Regions from separate parts of the Homo sapiens genome. Here region 2 is linked to region 1. Evidence: read pairs that join two places in POLR2A ChIA-PET (ENCODE). Cell type or tissue: endothelial cell of umbilical vein. All regions are shown on one strand. Each heading gives the region's core, and the rest is flanking DNA. Links, peaks and the distances in the headings are about the cores only.

The links. ChIA-PET counts read pairs that join two places held together with the same protein. Peaks named below come from ENCODE experiments on the same cell type or tissue, not always from the same donor. Only the 100,000 strongest peaks of a DNase experiment are listed, where the experiment ranks them.
Region 2: POLR2A ChIA-PET joins it to region 1 with 10 read pairs; 2 of 35 experiments call an interaction of 5 or more read pairs at or near these places.

The regions. Positions count from the first base shown.
Region 1 is chr2:200,054,176-200,063,501 of GRCh38, reverse strand. The region is part of intron 1 of LOC124906112 (a long non-coding RNA gene); the gene reads left to right. Among named protein-coding and RNA genes, the nearest start is that of MAIP1, 100 kb to the right of the region's middle. RefSeq lists an enhancer at 7,936-8,856. In endothelial cell of umbilical vein, for the core only: no CTCF peak of the experiment used is centred there; no DNase peak of the experiment used is centred there; H3K27me3 peaks cover 343 bases.
Region 2 is chr2:200,003,108-200,012,433 of GRCh38, reverse strand. LOC124906112 (a long non-coding RNA gene) reads left to right here. Exons shown (of 3, transcript XR_007088012.1): 2 at 1,538-1,743. It overlaps LOC124907962 (a long non-coding RNA gene), which reads right to left and starts at 6,787. Exons shown (of 2, transcript XR_007088035.1): 1 at 6,657-6,787; 2 at 9-1,877. RefSeq lists a silencer at 2,292-2,449. In endothelial cell of umbilical vein, for the core only: no CTCF peak of the experiment used is centred there; no DNase peak of the experiment used is centred there; H3K27me3 peaks cover 245 bases.

The DNA of each region.
Region 1 (9,326 bases), core at 943-8,942:
TCTGTTTACCACCAGGTGACAGGAGGAAAATAATCTCCTTGCCCTCCTGTCAAGCAGGTTCAGAGAGGGACAGAAAGAGAGGGAGTTTGAGGTCGGCTCTCTGAGCCTGGGAGATGAAGCAGTCTCTTACAGGGCTGCAGGGTGGCCAGGGAGCAGCCATTAGGAGATGGGTGTTCATTCAGATTATGAGATAGGGCAGAGCTTAGGGGATGAAGCTGTAATGTAATCATCAAAATATTGCTGTTGTGAGACAGGCTGGTTTGAAAAATTACAGGGCAATTAGGAAAAGGGTTCTATTCCTTCCTAAGGATTAAGACCAGTGCTTCTAAATGTAAACACTCTTTTGTTTTTAAAGGCAAAAAATGTTATCTTGGAAAGGAAAAAATACATTCCTAGATCTTAGGTTGAAAAACACTGATTTCGATTGTACTTTCTCTAAAAACCAATGTGTGTCCTTGGGAGAGGAGTATGTATATATGCATGTGTATGTGTGTGTGTGGTGCAGTGTATGAATGTGTGTGGTGTATGTGTGTGTATCTGGATGTGTGTGTAGTGTGTGTGTGCGCGTGCACGTGCATGCTTGTGCATCCTACCACAACTGATTCCCTTGTTGGCAATAATTTCTTCTCTATCAGAAGTGGCGGTAGTGATGCCTCTCACTCATATGCTCCACGAAGGCTGTCACAGAGGATACCCTAGCACATGCAGATGACTACCCCTCCCAAGCCCTGGTTCCATCCAGAAGTGAGGTGAGCCATCAATGAGACAGGACCATCCACTGGGCAGGAGTGATAAGCAGGTGGAGGGCTCCAAAGCCAAGAGCAGCCTGTATGTTATTGGAGAAAGAGTTGGCCTTAAAAGAGAGAAGAAAACTGACGTTGGAGCTGCAGAAACACATCTCCTTTTAGGTACAAAGCAAGGAAGGCAAAGACAGTGTGTCTGGGCATTTGGGGAGGCAGGTCTGCCTCTTGGTCAACAGGTGGGAAGACATTTTGGCCTTCACTCTGATGACAGAAATGAGGGGTAGGGATGCAAACTAAGGTGTTTCTGCTCTTTCTGCTCTATTTCTATGTTGCTCTTCTACAAAGTGTGCCCTAGACAGTCATGATAAATAGAGCTTTTCAAAGTGGAATTTTTATAGGAAATATAAAAGAAAATTAGGTATATCAATATTCCATTCAATGACATAGCCTGAAGATAAAAACCTGTTGAAAAAAATTATCTCCTAAAAAAGTTACATCTAAAAAACATAAAACAGTAGTGTACGCTAATGTACTTAGAAACCACCTAGGCATCTTGTCAAGACAACTGGTTGGGTAGGTCTGGGCTGGGGCCTGAGAGTCTGCATTGCTAATGAGCTCCTGGCTGATGTCAATGTTGCTGGTCTATGGACCACACACTTTGAAGAGCAAAATTTTAGTATGTTTTCCAGTCTCAGGTTTTTAAAAAACTTTACTCTTCAAATTGATTATCTAGTGGATTCAGAGTACATACCTTCTTCAGAAGTCTTTGTCTTTCTCTGTTGTTGTAGAATGTTCTTTATTTTATATTTGCAATTATTAATAATATAATATCCAACATGAATTAAGTACTTAGCACATGCCAGGGACTGTTTTAAGTACTTTATTTGTATTAGCTAATTTAATCCTCAGAACTTTATGAGGAAGCTATTATTACCCCTGTTTTACAGATAGGAAAATGGAAACAGAAAGTATATTTCTTGTTCAGAGCTACATGTACAGTTTTATTATATAGGTAAATTGCATGTCACAGGGGTTTGGTGTACAGATTATTTCACCACTCAAATAATAAGCATAATACCTGATAGGAAGTTTTTCAATCCTCTCCTTCTTCTCACTCTCCACCTTCAAGTAGGCCCTGGTGTCTGTTCCCTTCTTTGTGTTTATGTGTTCTCAATCTTTAGCTCCCACTTATTATTTGTGGTATTTGATTTTCTGTTCCTGGGTTGTCTTGCTAGGGATAATGGCTAAAAAGGATGTGATTTTGTTCTTTTTATGGCTGTATAGTATTCCATGCTGTATGTGTACCACATTTTCTTTATCCAGTCTGCTCTTGATGGGCATTTAAGTTGGTTCCATGTCTTTGCTACAGTGAATATTGCTGTGATGAACCTATACATGCATATGTCTTTATGGTAGAACAATTTATATTCCTTTTGGTATATATCCAATAATGGAATTGCTGGGTCAAATGGTAATTCTGTTTTGTTATTTGAGAAATCACCACACTGCTTTCCACAACAGCTGAACTAATTTACATTCCCACCAGCAGTGTATAAGCATTCCTTTTTCTCTGCAACCTCACCAACATCTGTTATTTTTTTACTTTTTAATAATAGCCATTCTGATTTTTGTGAGATGGTATCTCATTATGCTTTTGATTTGCCTTTCTCTAATGATCCATGATGTTGAACATTTTTTCATGTGCTTGTTGGTCATGTGTATGTCTTCTTTTGAAAAGCATCTGTTCATGTCCTTTGCCTACTTTTTAATGGGGTTATTTGTTTTTTGCTTCTTACTTTGTTTAAGCTATTTATAAATTCTGGATATTAGAATCTATAAGAATATAGATGCTTAGAATCAGATGCATAGTTTGCAAACATTTTCTCCCATTCTATGCCTTGTCTGTTTACTTTGTTGATAGTTTCTTTTGCTATGCAGAAGCTCTTTAGTTTAATTAGGTCCCATTTGTCAATTTTTATTTTTGTTGAAATTGCTTTTGGCATCTTCATCATGAAATGTTTGCCAGGGTCTATGTCCAGAAGAGTATTTCCTAGGTTATCTTCCAGAGTCTTTATAGTTTTAAGTTTTACATTTAAGTCTTTAATCCATCATGAATAGATTTTCGTATATAGTGTAAGGAAGGGGTCAGTCCTTTGCATATGGGTAGCCAGTTACCCCAGCACCATTTATTGAATAGGAGGTCCTTTCCCCATTGCTTGTTTTTGTCAACTTTGTCAAAGATCAGATGGTTGTAGATGTGTGGCATTATTTCTGGGCCCTCTAGTCTGCTCTATTGGTCTATGTGCCTGGTTTTGCACCAGTTTCATGTTTTTTTGGTTACTGTAGCCTTTAGTATAGTTCGAAGTCAGGTAACATGATGCCTCCAGCTTTATTCTTTTTGTTAAGGATACCCTTGGCTATTCAGGCTCTTTTTTGGTGCCATATGAATTTTAAAATAGATTTTTCTAATTCTGAAAAGAATGTCATTGGTAGTTTGATATGAATAACATTGAATCTGTAAATTGCATTGGCAGTATGGCTATTTTAACAATATTGAATCTTCCTATCCATGAGCACAGAATATTTTTCCATGTGTTTGTGTCATCTCTGATTTCTTTAAGCAGTGTTTTGTATTCTCATTGTAAAGATCTTTCACCTTCCTGGCTAGCTGTTTTCCTAGATATTTTATTCTTTTTGTGGCTATTATGAATGGGATTGTATTATTGATTTGGCTCTCAGTTTGGATGTTGTTGGTGTATAGGAATGCTACCAATTTTTGTACATTGATTTTGTATCTTGAGACTTTCCTGAGGTTGTTTATCTGATCAATGAGCTTTTGGGTAGAGGCTATAGGATTTTCTAGGTATAGAATTATATCATCTATAAACAGGGATAGTTTGACCTCCTCTCTTCCTATTTTGGAAGTCTTTTATTTCTTTCTCTTGCCTTGTTGCTCTGGCTAGGACTTCCAGTACTATGCTGAATAGGAGTGGTAAAAGTGGGAATCCTTGTCTTGTTCCAGTTCTCAAGGGGAATGCTTCCAGCTTTTGCCTGTTCAGTATAATACTGGCTGTGAGTCTGTCATTAGATGACTCTTATTATTTTGAGATATGTTCCTTTGATGTCTAGTTTTTTGATGGTTTTAACATAAAGGGATGTTGAATGTTATTGAAAGCCTTTTCTGCATCTATTGAGATAATTATGTGATTTTTTGTTTTTAGTTCTGTTAACGTGATGAATCACATTTATCGATTTGCCTATATTGAACCAACCTTGCATCTCAGGGATAAAGCCTGCCTGATCATGGTGGATTAGCTTTTTGATGTGCTGCTGCATTCAGTTTCCTAGTATTTTGTTGAGAATTTTTGCATCTATGTTCATAAAAGATATTGGTCTGAAATTTTGTTTTTTATTGTTGTTGTGTCTCTGCCAGATTTTGGCATCAGAATGATGTTGGCCTCATAGAAGGCCCTAGGGAGGAGTCCTTCCTCCTCAATATTTTGGAATAGTTTTAGTATGAGTGGTACCAGCTCTTCTTTATACATCTGGTAGAATTCAGCTCTGAATCTGTTGGGTCCTGGGCTTTTTCTTGTTGGTAGGCTTTTTATTACTGATTTAATTTTGGAACTCATTATTGGTCTGTTCAGGCATTCAATTTCTTTCTGGTTCAGTCTTGGGTGGTTGTATTTTCCCAGAATTTATCCATTTCTTCTGGGTTTTCTAGCTTGTGTGCATAGAGGTGTTTGCAGTAGTCTCTGAGGGGTTTTGTATTGCTGTGGGGTCAGTGGTGACATCCCCTTTGTTATTTCCAAATATGTTTATTTGGATCTTCTCTCTCTTTTTTCTTTATTAGCCTAGCTAGTGGTTTATCTGTATATAATGCTAATTCTTTTCAAAAACCCAATTCCTGGATTCGTTTTTGGTTTTTTTTTTTTTTTTTTTTTTTTTTGCATCTCAATTTCCTTGAGTTCAGCTCTGATTTTGATGGTTTCTTGTCTTCTATGAGCTTTGGGGTTGGTGTGCTCTTGTTTCTCTAGTTCCTTTTGGTGTGCTGTTAGGTTGTTAATTTGAGATCTTTCTAACTTTTTGATGTGGGTGTTTAATGTTATAAACTGCCCTCTTAACACTGCTGTAGCTATGTCCCAGAGATTCTGGTATGTTGTAACTTTATTCTCATTAGTTAAAAAAATTTCTTTTCTTGATTTCTGCCTTAATTTCATTGTTTACCCAAAGTTCATTTAAGAGTAGGTTGTTTAATTTCCATGTAATTTTATGGTTTTGAGCAATTTTCTTAGAATTGATTTCTATTTTTATTGTGTTGTGGTCTGACAGGGGATTTTTTGAATTTGCTGAGGATTGTTTTATGTCCTACTGTGTAGTTGATTTTAGAGTATGTGCCATGTGCAAATGAGGGAAATGTATATTCTGTTGTTTTGGGGCAGAGAGTTCTGTAGATGTCTATTAGGTATACTTGGTCAAGTGTCAAGTTTAGGTCCTGAATATATTTTTTAGATTTCTGCCTCAATAATCTGTCTATTACTGTCAGTGACGGTGCTGAAGTCTACCAGCATTATTGTGTCCCTTCATAAATCCCTTGGATAATACCAGCATTATCCAAGTTCCTTCATAGATGTCAAAGAACTTGGTTTATGAATCTGGGTGCTCCTGTGTTAGGGGCATATATATTTAGGATAGTTAAGTCTTCCTGTTTAATTGAACCTTTTACCATTATCTAATTCCCTTCTTTGTCTTTTTTGATCTTTGTTGATTTAAAGTCTGTTTTGTCTGAAATTAGAATAGTAACCCCTACTTTTTTCTCTTTTCCATTTGCTTGGTAGATTTTTCTCCATTTCTTTATTTTGAGGCTATGAGTATCATTGCATGTGAGATAGGTCTCTTGAAGAGAGCGTACTATTGGGTCTTGCTTCTTTATCCAACTTGACACTCTATGCCTTTTAAATGGAGAATTTAGCCCATTTACATTCAAGGCTAGTATTGATATGTGTGGATTTGATCCTATCATCATGTTGTTAGCTGCTTATTATGAAGACTTGTTTGTGTGGTTGCTTTGTAGTGTCAATGGTCTATGTAGTTAAGTATGTTTTTGTAGTGGCCAGTAACAGTCTTTCCTTTCCATATTTAGCATTCCCTACAGGACCTCTTGTAAGGCAGGTCTGCTGGTAACAAACTCCCTTAGCATTTGCTTGTCTGAAAAGGATCTTATTTCTTGTTTGCTTATGAAGCTTAGTTTGGCTGGATATGAGATTCTTGGTTGGAATTTCTTTCCTTCAAGAATGCTGAATATAGGCCGCTAATCTCTTCTGGCTTGTAGGGTTTCTACTGAAAGGTTTGCTGTTAGCTTGATGGGGTTCCCTTTGTAGATGAACTGTCCCTTCTCTCCAGCTGCCTTTAACATTTTTTCCTTTGTTTTGACTTTGGATAATCTGATGACTGTGTGTCTTAGGGATGGTCTTCTTGAGCAGTATCTTGCAGGGGTTCTTTACATTCTTGAATTTGAATGCCAGCCTCTCTAATGAGTTTGGGGGAATTTTGAATGATATCCTGAGATATCTTTTCCAAGTTGCTTGCTTTCTCCCTCTCTCTTTCAGAGATGCCAATGAGTTGTACATTTTGTCTCTTTACATAATCCCATATGTCTCGGAGGCTTTGTTCATTCTTTTTTATTATTTTTTTCTTTATTTTTGTCTTATTGAGTTAGTTCAGAGATCCAGTCTTTGAACTCTGAGAGTCTTTCCTCAGCTTGGTCTATTCTGTCATTAATACTTGTGATTGTATTATGAAATTCTTGTAGTGTTTTTTCCAGCTCTATCAGATCAGTTTGGGTCTTCTTATGATAGTCATTTTGCCTTGTGACTCCTGTATCGTTGTATTGTAAGCCTTAGATTACTTGGGTGGGGTTTTGACTTTCTTCTGAAACTCAATGATCTTTGTTCCTGTCCATATTCTGAATTATATTTGTCATTTCAGCCATTTCATCCTGGTTAAGAATGCTTGCTGGGGAACTGGTATGGTCCTTTGGAGGAAAGAAGACACTCTGTTTTTTTTTGAGTTGCCAGAGTTCTTGCACTGATTCTTTCTCATCTGTGTGGGCCGATGTTCCTTTAACTGTGGAATAATTTGAGAATAGTCAGTTGGCTTCTTTTTGGGATGTTTTCAGAGAGCTGCGGCTTTGTGTGGGGTCTTTATTTGCAGCTGAATTATTGTCCTTAGTTTCACAGGGGAGTATGTTAGCAAAGTATTTTTGGTGTTGAAGTTTGAGCTGTAATCTAGTAAATGGCACTTATGTGTAATGGCTAATACGTAGTTTCTTGCCCAGCCACGTGTCTTCTCTGTATTTCCTCACAATTGCAGCCACACTTCCTCTCAGTGGTCTGAAAGTGTGAGCTTTCCCCACTAGAATGCTGGCTGCAGATCTTGGCTTAGCAGTCCCAGGCTGCACACCGCTGTCCTGCAGTGAACTCAGGCTTTATGTTCCCTCCCAACCTTGGAAGCATCAGGGGAAGAGACCTTGGCAGTGGCTATGGCAGAGGGCCTTTCACTTGTCTCTTCACCCCAGAGATATGCAGAGCTGCTGCCAATCAGTGTGATATTCCTGGGGGCTGGGGAGTCTGTTGTGGGCCCAAGCTGGGGGACTCTGCCTGTTGACAGGCAGAGGATGTGGGGGACTCATGGGGAAGACAGACTAGCCTCTTCTCCTTAGGGAGGCTGTGACTTGCTGGAGGTGTGAGTAAAGCATTTAGGGTCTTTGTTCCTTCCCCAGTTTGAGGGCAGCAAGGGCAGTACCACTGCAGCAGCAGTGGCAGAGGGGCTTTCAGTTGCCTCTGGGAACTCCACCTCAATGGAGAATGCTGAATATAGGCCCCCAATCTCTTCTAGCTTATAGGGTTTCTGTTGAAAGGTTTGCTGTTAGCTTGACGGGGTTCCCTTTGTAGATGAATTATCCCTTCTCTCTAGCTGCCTTTAACATTTTTTCCTTGGTGTTGACTTTGGATAATCTGATGACTGTGTGTCTTGGGGATGGTCTTCTTGTTCAGTATCTTGCAGGGGTTCTACTGCTACTGGGAGGGTTCAGCCAGTGGATGGGGTGGCTGCACTGCTGGCAGGGGCTGGGGCCCCGCCGCTTAGTGAAGAGCAGGAGGTCAAGCGCTCACAAGGAGTAGAGACGAGGCTCCTCTCGGTATGGAGACTGTGGTATGCCAGAAGTGCGAGTAAATCCCTCAGGCCCTTTGTTCCCTCCGTAGCCCAAGGGCATTAAGAGTGGTACCACTGCAGCTGCAATGGCAGAGGGGCTGTGGGTTCTCTCTGGGATTTTCTCCCCAAGGAAAGGCAGAGCCACCACCAACTGAAGTATTCAGGTGGAGGCAGGGTGGTTGTGCTGAAGTCCCAGGTCTAGAGGCACTGCCCAGTGAGGAGTGGTGGGGGCGGGGACCTGTGTGGAAAACACTCTGACTCCTTTTCTGTAAGGCAGCTGCACTGTGCTGGGGGCACATGTTAGTTCCTAATCAGTGTGCTCCCTCCCTAGACCGAAGGCAACAGGAGCGAGGGATGAGGGATGCCAAACAACAAAAATGTTGGCCTATATGCTCCCTCCGGGAGCTCCGTCCCAGGGAAGTAGCCACTACCCGAGAGCCCAGGCTGCGAGTGCCTGGAGTCTCAGGTCTGGAGGCCCTGCTCAGTGAGGAGTATCGAGGGGTGGGAACCCACCTGGAAAATAGTCTGGCCGCTTTCCTGCAAGTCTGCTGCCCTCTTCTGGGGGTCCACGTTGTCCCTAATCACTGTGCTCCCTCCCTGGCCCAAGGGCAACAGGAATGAGGGCTGCAAAGCAGCAAAAATGGCGGCCTGCCTGCTCCCTCCAGGAGCTCCATGCCAGGGAAGTGCAGAGCTACTCCTGGCCCGACAGCCCAGGCGGGGCTGGGGTGGCTGCACTAGGTTCCTAGGCCAGTGGGCCCCACCAAGCAAGGTGCAGCACAGATGAGGCCCGCAGACCATCTGCTGCTCAGCCCCATGGGATTCGATCCCTGTCCTGGGGGCATGCAAGGCAGCCTGGCCTCCCCCATTGCTAGAGATGCAGTCACTGGTGCCAGGATGCTTGGGGATTCAAGGCTCCCAGAACTCTGCAATGGTCTGAGCAAGTGGCTCTGCCCAAACTCCACGGAGCTCTCTGTGTCAGTGCAGTGGAGGCTCTGTGCCACTCCCAGGTGGGCGGTTGTCCTCTCTTGCTCCTCTCCATTCTCTATGGGTTGAGTTGTTTCCTTTATGAATCCCAGTGTCCACCTGGATGGTCCAGTTGGAGAGAGTGATGTTCCCTTGCCACTCCTTCTCTCCATGAGAGTGGTGCTCCCATAAAGTGAGCCTTATTTTAATCTGCATTTACAATTCAAACATGACAGGTAAGTCTATTGATAATCATTTTGAAAATAAAATGTAGAACTTTTCTCCTACTGAGACAGTCTATTAAGCCACAGTTATCTCTATTTTGGAGGTTAAGTACCAACAACTTTGACTGACTGAACCAGATAATTTAGGAAAAGTATCTAACCTTATTTCAGCCCACACATTTAT
Region 2 (9,326 bases), core at 479-8,478, 51 kb after region 1:
CTGAGGAGGCAGAAGAGATAAAGAATTTTTATTTTCTGATAAGTAGTGGTTATTTTGACATAAAATAATTATTATATGAAAGTCCTTTGAACCACTGTGACTTGGATTGACAATTAGAGAAAGAGAGAGAGTGAGAGTGAGAATAGAGTGAGTGTACATGTGGCCTACTGCATGAAAGGTAAATCAGCAGATTCTTGAATCAACCATCTATTCTATTTCTATAATTATGTATTGGTTTAAAAAAGACTCCTTCTTAGTAAAGGCAAGTGTTGACTAAGTTATGTGTGTCACAGTAAAAGCCATACACCTTCTTTTTGGCCTGTTAAAACAAGGTTTAAGGAAAATGAGGAATAGTTCAAGCCAAGAACATCTGAGCAAATAATCAAATAAGAAAAACAATTAAAAGTTTGGGATGATATTAACAAACTGACAAAAAAACACTGAGATAAGAATCTTGGGGGGAAATAGAAAGCACAGTAAAAAAATAAATAAATGGGGCAAGAGTTAAGATGTGAAAAGACTCAGAAGACCTTCATTCTTACAGTAACACAAGAAAAGTCATAATATAAAATTATACTTACATATGAGACAATAGAAAAGTGGTGGACAAAAGAAAACCTTGACAAACTAATTTTTAATAGATCAAAACCTTTCATGGGTCAGCAGAAAGTGACAACATCCTCTAGGGTAAGTTCTATGTCTAGATATAGGCAGGCAGATGAGAAGACGTGCCATAAACTTGATAAGTGTATCAGGTAAGAAGAGGCCAGCTGATCTATTGGCAATGGTAAAGGAAGGCAGGATGGACTGAGGTATGGAAGACCCCTTAAATGCAGCATTTTTTCTTGGCATAATAATTCTCCCCATTCTCTTCCACAATTTGTTGAGAAAAGCTGGGCATGCTGTATTAGATAATAAGAACTCAGGTAAATAGTTTGTTAATTTTAGAGTTTATGGTAATCTAGCTAGAAATTAGACTTTTTAATGTTTGATGTAGCTATAGATGCCAGAAGCTTCAAATTCCTCTGGCATCTTTGTTTTCGTCTCCCTTTTTGACTTTCAGCTTCCCTAGGTATTCCTCCTCAAAAAGAGTTGTGTTGTACAGCTCTTTCAGCTGTAATCCACTGTTATAATACTGGAGCCCCGCTGGTGTGGTGGTAAGCCATGGCGGATAAGGAGCATTCTATACTCTTCTAATTAAATCTCTGTGTTTTATTGGGCCTGTGTCTTTTACAAGTTTTTCTCCAGTGGTAAAGACCTTTTTCCCTCTCTTGCCTCCACTCCTATCCCTGACTGCTCCAATCCCAATATATTTTCTTAAAGCCTTGACCCTTGTTGACTATGTCTTTCCTCCTTACATGAGACAGGAAGACTGGAGGGAGCTTCAGTGGGAAGAATATCCTTCCCCCAATTGGGATAAAGTTCTGAAAGATTCTTTCCCCATGGAGCATAGGCCATTGTTAGGGAGAGGTCTCTGGGTATATTTCCCATTGGGATATTTCTGGGTATATTTCTCACTCTTCCTCTTCTCTTCCAGAGCTACCAGGGGATCTTCCTTCGCCCTTCACTGTGAGAACCTGCTGAGGTCCCTGAAAATACAGTCCGTGAAAGTGCAGGGGCCACCTGAGACTGTGATTCCCAGGAGTTTCTCATTCAAGTCCATACTCAGCCTCCAACAAAATTTATCAAATTTACTGTGTAAAGGTTCTGTCTACTTTATGGCTTGAGTACCTTCTGCTTCAGGTAAGAAGCTCTTGGCTATGTTTCTCTGGATGAACCTGTCTCCCAGATTTTGGGGAGAAGGGTTGCCCTATAACCTCAGTTCTCTGATGTGTCCAATAAGAGTCATTGATTTTCAGTTTTCCAGCTTCTTCTTGCTGTAAGGATGAGAGTGATGATTCAGGCTGTTAACACGTCAGAACTAAAACTGGAAATCACATTTATATATTTTCATCCAACAACTACAAAATACACTTTCATTTCTAGTACACATGGAAGATAGACCATGGCAGTACATTTAAAGGATTGAAATAATACAGAGTATTTTCTATGATCAAAATAGAATTAAGTTAGAAATCAATAATAAAAATTGATACATGAAAAATCTACAGTATTTGGAAACTAACACTAACTTCTGAATAACCCATAAGTCAAAGAAGAATCAAAGGGAAATGAGAAAATGTTCATGAAATTAAAATGACACAACAACATATCAAAATGCATGGAATAAAACAAAAGTAGGGCTAAGGGAGTGTATTAGTTAACTACTATTGTATAATAACTTTGCCAAAAATATAGCTATTTAAAACAATATATAGTTATTATCTCACAGTTTCTGTGGGTCAGCAGTGTGGGCATGACATAGCTGGCCTCTGCTCCAGGGTGTCACAAAGCAGCAATTAAGGTGTTAGCCATGGCTGCTGTCTCAGCTAAAGACTTGACTGGAGAAGAATTTACTTCCAAACTCATGCAGTTTTTAGCAGGATTCAGGTCCTTCCCATAAAGAAAACTCAAGGCCCAGATGGCTTAACTGGTAAATTATATCTTTAAAGGGGAAATAATGCCAATCTTACATAAGTCCTTTCAGAAAATAGATGAGAAAACAATACTTCCCAACTTTGTTGTGAAGCCAGAATAACCCTAAAACCAAAACTGGCAAGTACATTACAAGAAAAGAAGTAACAGAGAAGTAAGTTTTAACAAAATATTAACACTATAACTCTAGCAATGTGCACATAGGGTAATACAGCACAACCAAGTGGGGTTTATCCCAGGGATTCAAGGTCAATTTAATGTAAAAGTGTAACTCGTCGTGAGGTGTGGTGGTTCATGCCTGTACTCCCAGCACTTTTGGAGGCCAAGGCAGGAGGGTTGCTTGAGCCCAGGAGTTTGAGATCAGCTTGGGCAACATAGGGAGATCCTATCTCTACAAATAATTTAAAATTAGCTGAGCATGGTGGCACACACCTGTAGTCTCAGCTACTCGGGATGCTGAGGCAGGAGGAACACTTGAGCCCAGGAGTTCAAGGCTGCAGTGAGCCGTGATCTCACTACTGCACTCCAGCCTGGGCGACAGACCAAGACTCTGTCTCAAAAAAAAAAAAAAAGTTCATCACATTAACAGAATAAAGGAGAATCACCATGTAACCTTCTTCATAGATATAGAACAATAATTTAACAAAATTCAACTCCTTTGTAGTAAAATCTCTCCGGAAATATAAATAGAAGGAAACTTTAATAATCTGACATGAAAACTCTATGGCTACAAAAGACTTAATAGTGAAATTTTGGATACTATCCTTCTAAGTTCAGAAATAACAAAAAACAGTTTGTTCTTATCACTTGCATTCAGCATTGCACTGGAAGTCCCAGCCAATACTACAACATGGCAAGAGAATAAAATAAAATGCATAAATATTGGGAACGAATAAGTAAAACTCTTTATTCACAAATGATATGATTATATACCTAGAAAATGCAAAAGAATCTACAAAACTCTTCTAGGTCTCACAAGCGAAGTCAGCAACAAACAACTGGAAGATAACATTTTTTAAATGATGGATAGTAGCAATCAAGAAACATAAAATACCTAGGAATAAATTTAATGACAGATACACGTTTGCTAGACTGACGACTATAAAACATTGGTGAGAGAAAGAAAATCTAAATAAATGGAGAGCCATACCATTTTCACAGATTGAAAGATTCAATATTGTGAAGATATCAATTATCCCTTGTAGTAGTTTCTTATGGTTGTTTAATAATTTACCAAAAGTTTAGTCAGTTGAAATAATACAAACTCCTTATTTTACAGCTCGGTAGATCAGGGAGTCAGATGTGGGTCTCACTGGGCTAACATAAAGGTGTCAAGACTCTATTCCTTCTGGAGGCTCTGGGGAAGAATCCATTTCCTTGTCTTTTCCATCTTCTAGAGGCCACCCACTCTCCTTGGCTCATGGCCTCTTCCTCTGTTTTGAAACGTCAACAACAGCATGTCAAGTTTTTTTTGTATTGCATCATTCTGACTTCTTTTTCTGCACCCCTTTTCCATAGCTAAGGACTGCTGTGATCACACTGGCCCCATCCAGATAAGCCGGGATAGCCTCCCTATTTTAAGGTTAATTGGGTGGCAAACTTAACTACATCTGCAACCTTAATTTCCCTTTGCCACATAGCCTAACTTATTTACAAGTTCCAAGGATTAGAATATGAACGTCTTTGGCAGGGGGTGAGGGGAAGGGAAAAATTATTCTGCCTGCCATTTTCCTCAAATGATCTGTAAATTCAATACAATTCCAACAAAATACTGGCATATCCTTTTGTAGAAATTGACATGCTGATACTAAAATGTACGATGAATACTAAACAACTTAGAACACTTGACCCTTGTGCAACATGAGGGTTAGGGGCACCAACCCCCATGCACTTAAAAATTTGCATATAACTTTTGACTCTCAAAAAATTTAACTACTAACTGGAAGCCTTACTGATAATAGTCAATTAACACTTATTTTGTTTGTTATATGTACTATAAGAAACTGTATTCTTACAATAAAGTAAGCTAGAGAAAAAATGCTATTAAGAAAATCATAAGGAAGAGGTAATACATTTACAGTACACATGGTATTTATTGATACTGTAAGTTTGCATTGTCTGTTTACAGGATTGATTGTCTGTCTGAAATAGTGGGTGACCATAGCTGCAGACCTCAATCTATGGTACATATCAAGCAATTCGACTTTCTATTGTAGTGTGATAATTTTTCTCTGCTTCTTGGGAGTGCTTCCAGCATCACTAGTGGCACTTTGTATGGGTCCCATGGTGTTACTCAAGGTCTATGCTGTTGCACTTAACTCATTGAAAAATATGCAAGAACTGAGAGAAATCACTTTCCACTGCAATTTGCAATATACTGAAGAGACAAACTGCTCATGTGGAGATGATTAGCATCACATGGCATTTTAAGCAGATACTTGCAACATTTGAGCTCATGGAAATAGCAACAGGAGGTAGCTATGAAATTATGACAGTAGTACAATATGTACAACAGTGAATTTTATGTAGTTGTGATTCAATACTGCATCTTTACATTTGTGTACATTTCTCTGGACTGTGAGTGGCACCATCTATGATCTGTAAATGCTTATATGCATAAGTTTTGATAAATTCTAACTTTCTAGAAAAGATCTATGTGTATTTTATGGTAGTAAAGGATAAAATAGGTTAGTATCTATGTATGTTTTATGCCTTCATGACATATCTAACTTTTTCTTAATTTGGGGGGTATTTCTAGGCTACGTGGTTCTTTTGTAAGTTTTTTCAAATTGTCACAAATCTCCAAAAAAATTTTCAATGTATTTATTGAAAACAAATTCATGTTTAGGTGTACCTGTGCAGTTTAAATCCATGTTGTTCAAGCATCAAAGGTACTAAACAATCTTGAAAAGGGTAACCAAATCTGGCAGGCATACACTACCTAATTGCAATATTGTCAATAAAGCCACAGTGATTAAGAGAATGTAATACTGGTATCAGAATAGACTAATAGATCAATAACAAATGGTGCTGGAACATTTGGATATCCATATGGGAAAAAGAAGGACCATGATGAATACCTTACATTCCCAAAAATTAACTCAAGATGGATTGCACACTTAAACTTAAAAGCTATACTATAAAGTCCCTAAAAGAAGACACAGGAAAATATCTTTGTGACCTTGTGATAGGCAAAGTTGTCTTAAAATGTGAGAAGACCTAATTCTAAAGGAAAAAAATTGATAAACTAATAAACTGGATACAATTTTTAAATTCTGCTTATCAAAAGACACTATAAAGAAAATGAAATCTGAATAATAAACTTGGAGAAATATTTGCAATACATGTATCTAACCATCATGAGTGCATGTTGCATCACCGAGACCCCTCTCTGAGACTAGAGGATTATGTAATGAGCTGCTTAGAAAATTGTTGGCTGACAGCTCTCAGTTGACAACTCTCTTCAAGAATTGCCTAGGCTGAAGATGTCACACCTCCTTTTGGGGGTAGTCCACATCTAATATCTTACTGACTCAGGAGTGTAAATGTTTGGTCCTGCACTGCAACTTAGGAAAATTCTGAAGGCCCACCAGGTTCAGAATTTCCTATGTTGTGACTACACAGGTGGCCAGTTTCTCCCTTTAACAATCTTCCTTTTTCCTACGGATGTTGATCCCAAGAGCACTCCCTAATACTTCTCATACATTTGCCTCTCCATCTGCTTCCTAAGAAACCCATTCTGAGAAGCATTGACAAAAAACATGTGTCCCTGATAGATAAGTTACTCCTACAAATCAATAATTTTAAAGTAAAACAACCAAAGTTTTAAAATGGGCAAAATACTTAAATAAATACTTCACAATAAGGGATATACAAATGGTTAATAAACTCATGAAAAGATTGTCAAGATTATTAATCAACAAGGAAATGCAAATCAAAACTACAATGAGAATACCCACACACCCATTAGAATAACTGAAAAATAAAAGTATTAACAATACCAAGTGTGGGAGATAACATGGAGCAACTGGATCTTTCATACATGGCTAATGGGATTGTGAATTGATGCAATCACTTTGGAAAACTACTTGAATGTTTTACAATGTTCACAATATACCTACCTCATAATCCAGCAATTCCACACTTAGATATTTACCTACAAGAAATGAAAACATTTATCCATGAAAAGATTTAAACAAGAATGTTCATTACTGCTTCACTTATTAATTTAAAAATAACAAAATTAACCATCAACAAAAGGATAGATAAAGAAATTGTGGCATTTTCATGCAATGGAATACCACATAGCAATAAAAAGAAGGAACTACTGATAGATGCAACAACATGAATGAATCTCAAAAACACTCTGTTAAGTGAAAGACGCTAGACTCCCCAGAATGACATACTGTGTGTTCAGTAACAGGGGAAATTAACATATGAAGGTAGAAATCAGAGCAGTGATTTCCTGAAGAGGAGGGGCTATAGACCTTGAAGAGAACTTTCCAGGGTAAGAATTTTCTAGGGTGATGGCAATGTTCTATAACTTAATTGGAATATTGATTTACAGGGTCATATATTTGTCAAAATTCATCAAACCGTACACTTGAGATCTGTGCAGTTTACTATGAGAGGGAAGATACTGTTTGACAAAAGAATGTAAACAGAAAACTGCTAATAAAACATCAGTAAGACAAGAGAATAGTGGTGGGAGACATTCAGAGAAACATGCTCTGTTTCTTGGCCAGTTCCAAGGCTCCTAACATATCTGCTTTCCCTGGAGAGCCTGTTAATAGATACTTGCTATGAAATTCAAGCACACATGAAAATTCAGAACGTGTTCATCTTTATCAACGGTAATAGTTTTGAGGGCAAAACATGCAGTCAAGTGTAGTGCTGCACTTAGAAGTGCCTACCCAGCCACAAAATGCAGGGTTGAAGCCCAGCTCTGCCTCTGTTTATGAGATCTAGACCAGTTAGTTATCCTCTCATCTGTAAAATGGGGATAATGATAATAATTGCATCCACTTAGTGGGGCCACCTTGAGGATTAAATGACTTAACACATGCAAGCCTCCTAAAAAGTGTTTGCCATATAATAAGTGCTTGATAACTGTTAATATCGTATGAATTCTAAAGTGCATCCTCCTGCATGGATTTGCTATTGTGCAAGTTTAAAGATATCGAAGCAGAAAAGGATATATAGATCTTTGAAAACTTGAATCTGCTTGTATATTTCTCTGAAAATGTCACTGGCACTGTTGTGGCAACCCAGCAGTGATGGTTTCTATTCAGGGAAGAGGCAGTTCTGAATTCAATAAGGTTTTTTGCAGAGAATCAAGAGGCTGTGGGTTCTGGTCAAGATTTCACTGTAGTGTCTACCAAAGTGGGGTGGTAAAGGACCTATTGTGGCTAAAATCATTTCTTCCCACACCAATGATTACAAAGTTAACAGCTACAGTTAACTGGCTGTAGCTGCAACTGTGGCTGCTTGCTTTCTTCAAATTATGTAAACTACAACCAGCCAGAATACTAGTGAAATATTGAATAGTACTTTTGCTTTTATTGGTTTATCCTTTATTCAATCAAAGTCTGTGAACATCTTCATTTCACTTCAGATTTTAGCAAAGATATCCATTAATTAGACCTCAAAATAACTACATTTCTACAAACTAAATTGAGTTAGCCAGCTTATATTATCGGCAATAGTTTTTTAGTCTGAAATAAATATATGGTACCATCCCAAAAATCTGATGTAGTTTTCTTGAAAAAATTTCAATTTCCTAGTAGTATACAGCAATCCAGAGATGTTACTTACTGATATAGAGCTGCTGTATAATGTATCTTATTGAATCAGAATTATTTCCCAGTTGATTATTGGATGCATAAATCCAACCAAAATTATCACCTATCAACCTGAAAACATTAAACTTACAAAGCCAAATGGATCATCTGGCAAATCATAAATATGGCCATGGCATCCAAGTACACATCAGCACTCTGTTGTCTTGAGTCTAGACTTGGGGGAAACATTAACTCTTTCAGGTGGCCAGTAGAGTAGGGCAGCTGCATTCTCCTAGAAACAACTCCATATAATTAGGTTTAGGAAGCCAAACTGCCCTTCACATCTGAAAAGGCACCCTTCCAAGCAGTACATAGCAAAAAGTCTCCTTCAGTTTTCCTGTCCTCTCTCCCCAGGAGCCAGTGACCTCCAGAACTGCAGACAAAGCAGCTTTTGCTGCATTTAAAACAAACAAATAGCACAGGAAGGTGACTCAGTGTGATCAAGAGAATATTAGGCTGTTCTCACTGATCATAAGAATGTAAAGTTGAAACCTCATTAATATGCTGTTCCTGCTTTCCTCCTGAGAGAAAGTTGAATCTGGCGTTACCAGAAGGCAGAGCCATTTCAGGGTGAAGCAAAGTGGGCTTTTGTTTCATTTTGTTTTTGTTTTAGAGTGGCTTGTTGAGTCCTCTATCATTCCTCTCCTCTCTATGCCCTATTGTGATTTTCTGTCCTGTACATACACTTACATAGAGAGTAACCAAACATCTTATGTATTTCTAGACACTTCTTTCAAATATGTTATTTCCTCCATAAGCATACTCATATCTATCAGATCATGTTGCCTACTTTTTAATTTGAAAACCAAGGTCACCAAGATGCCCATGATGAAAACACTGCCCCATTCTATACTGAGTGTCTGTCTTCATTCCCTTATCATTAAGCGTGGCAGACATTTTGCTACATTGGTATTCTCTGCCATTGTCTGCATGTTAGTTAACATTCTTTTG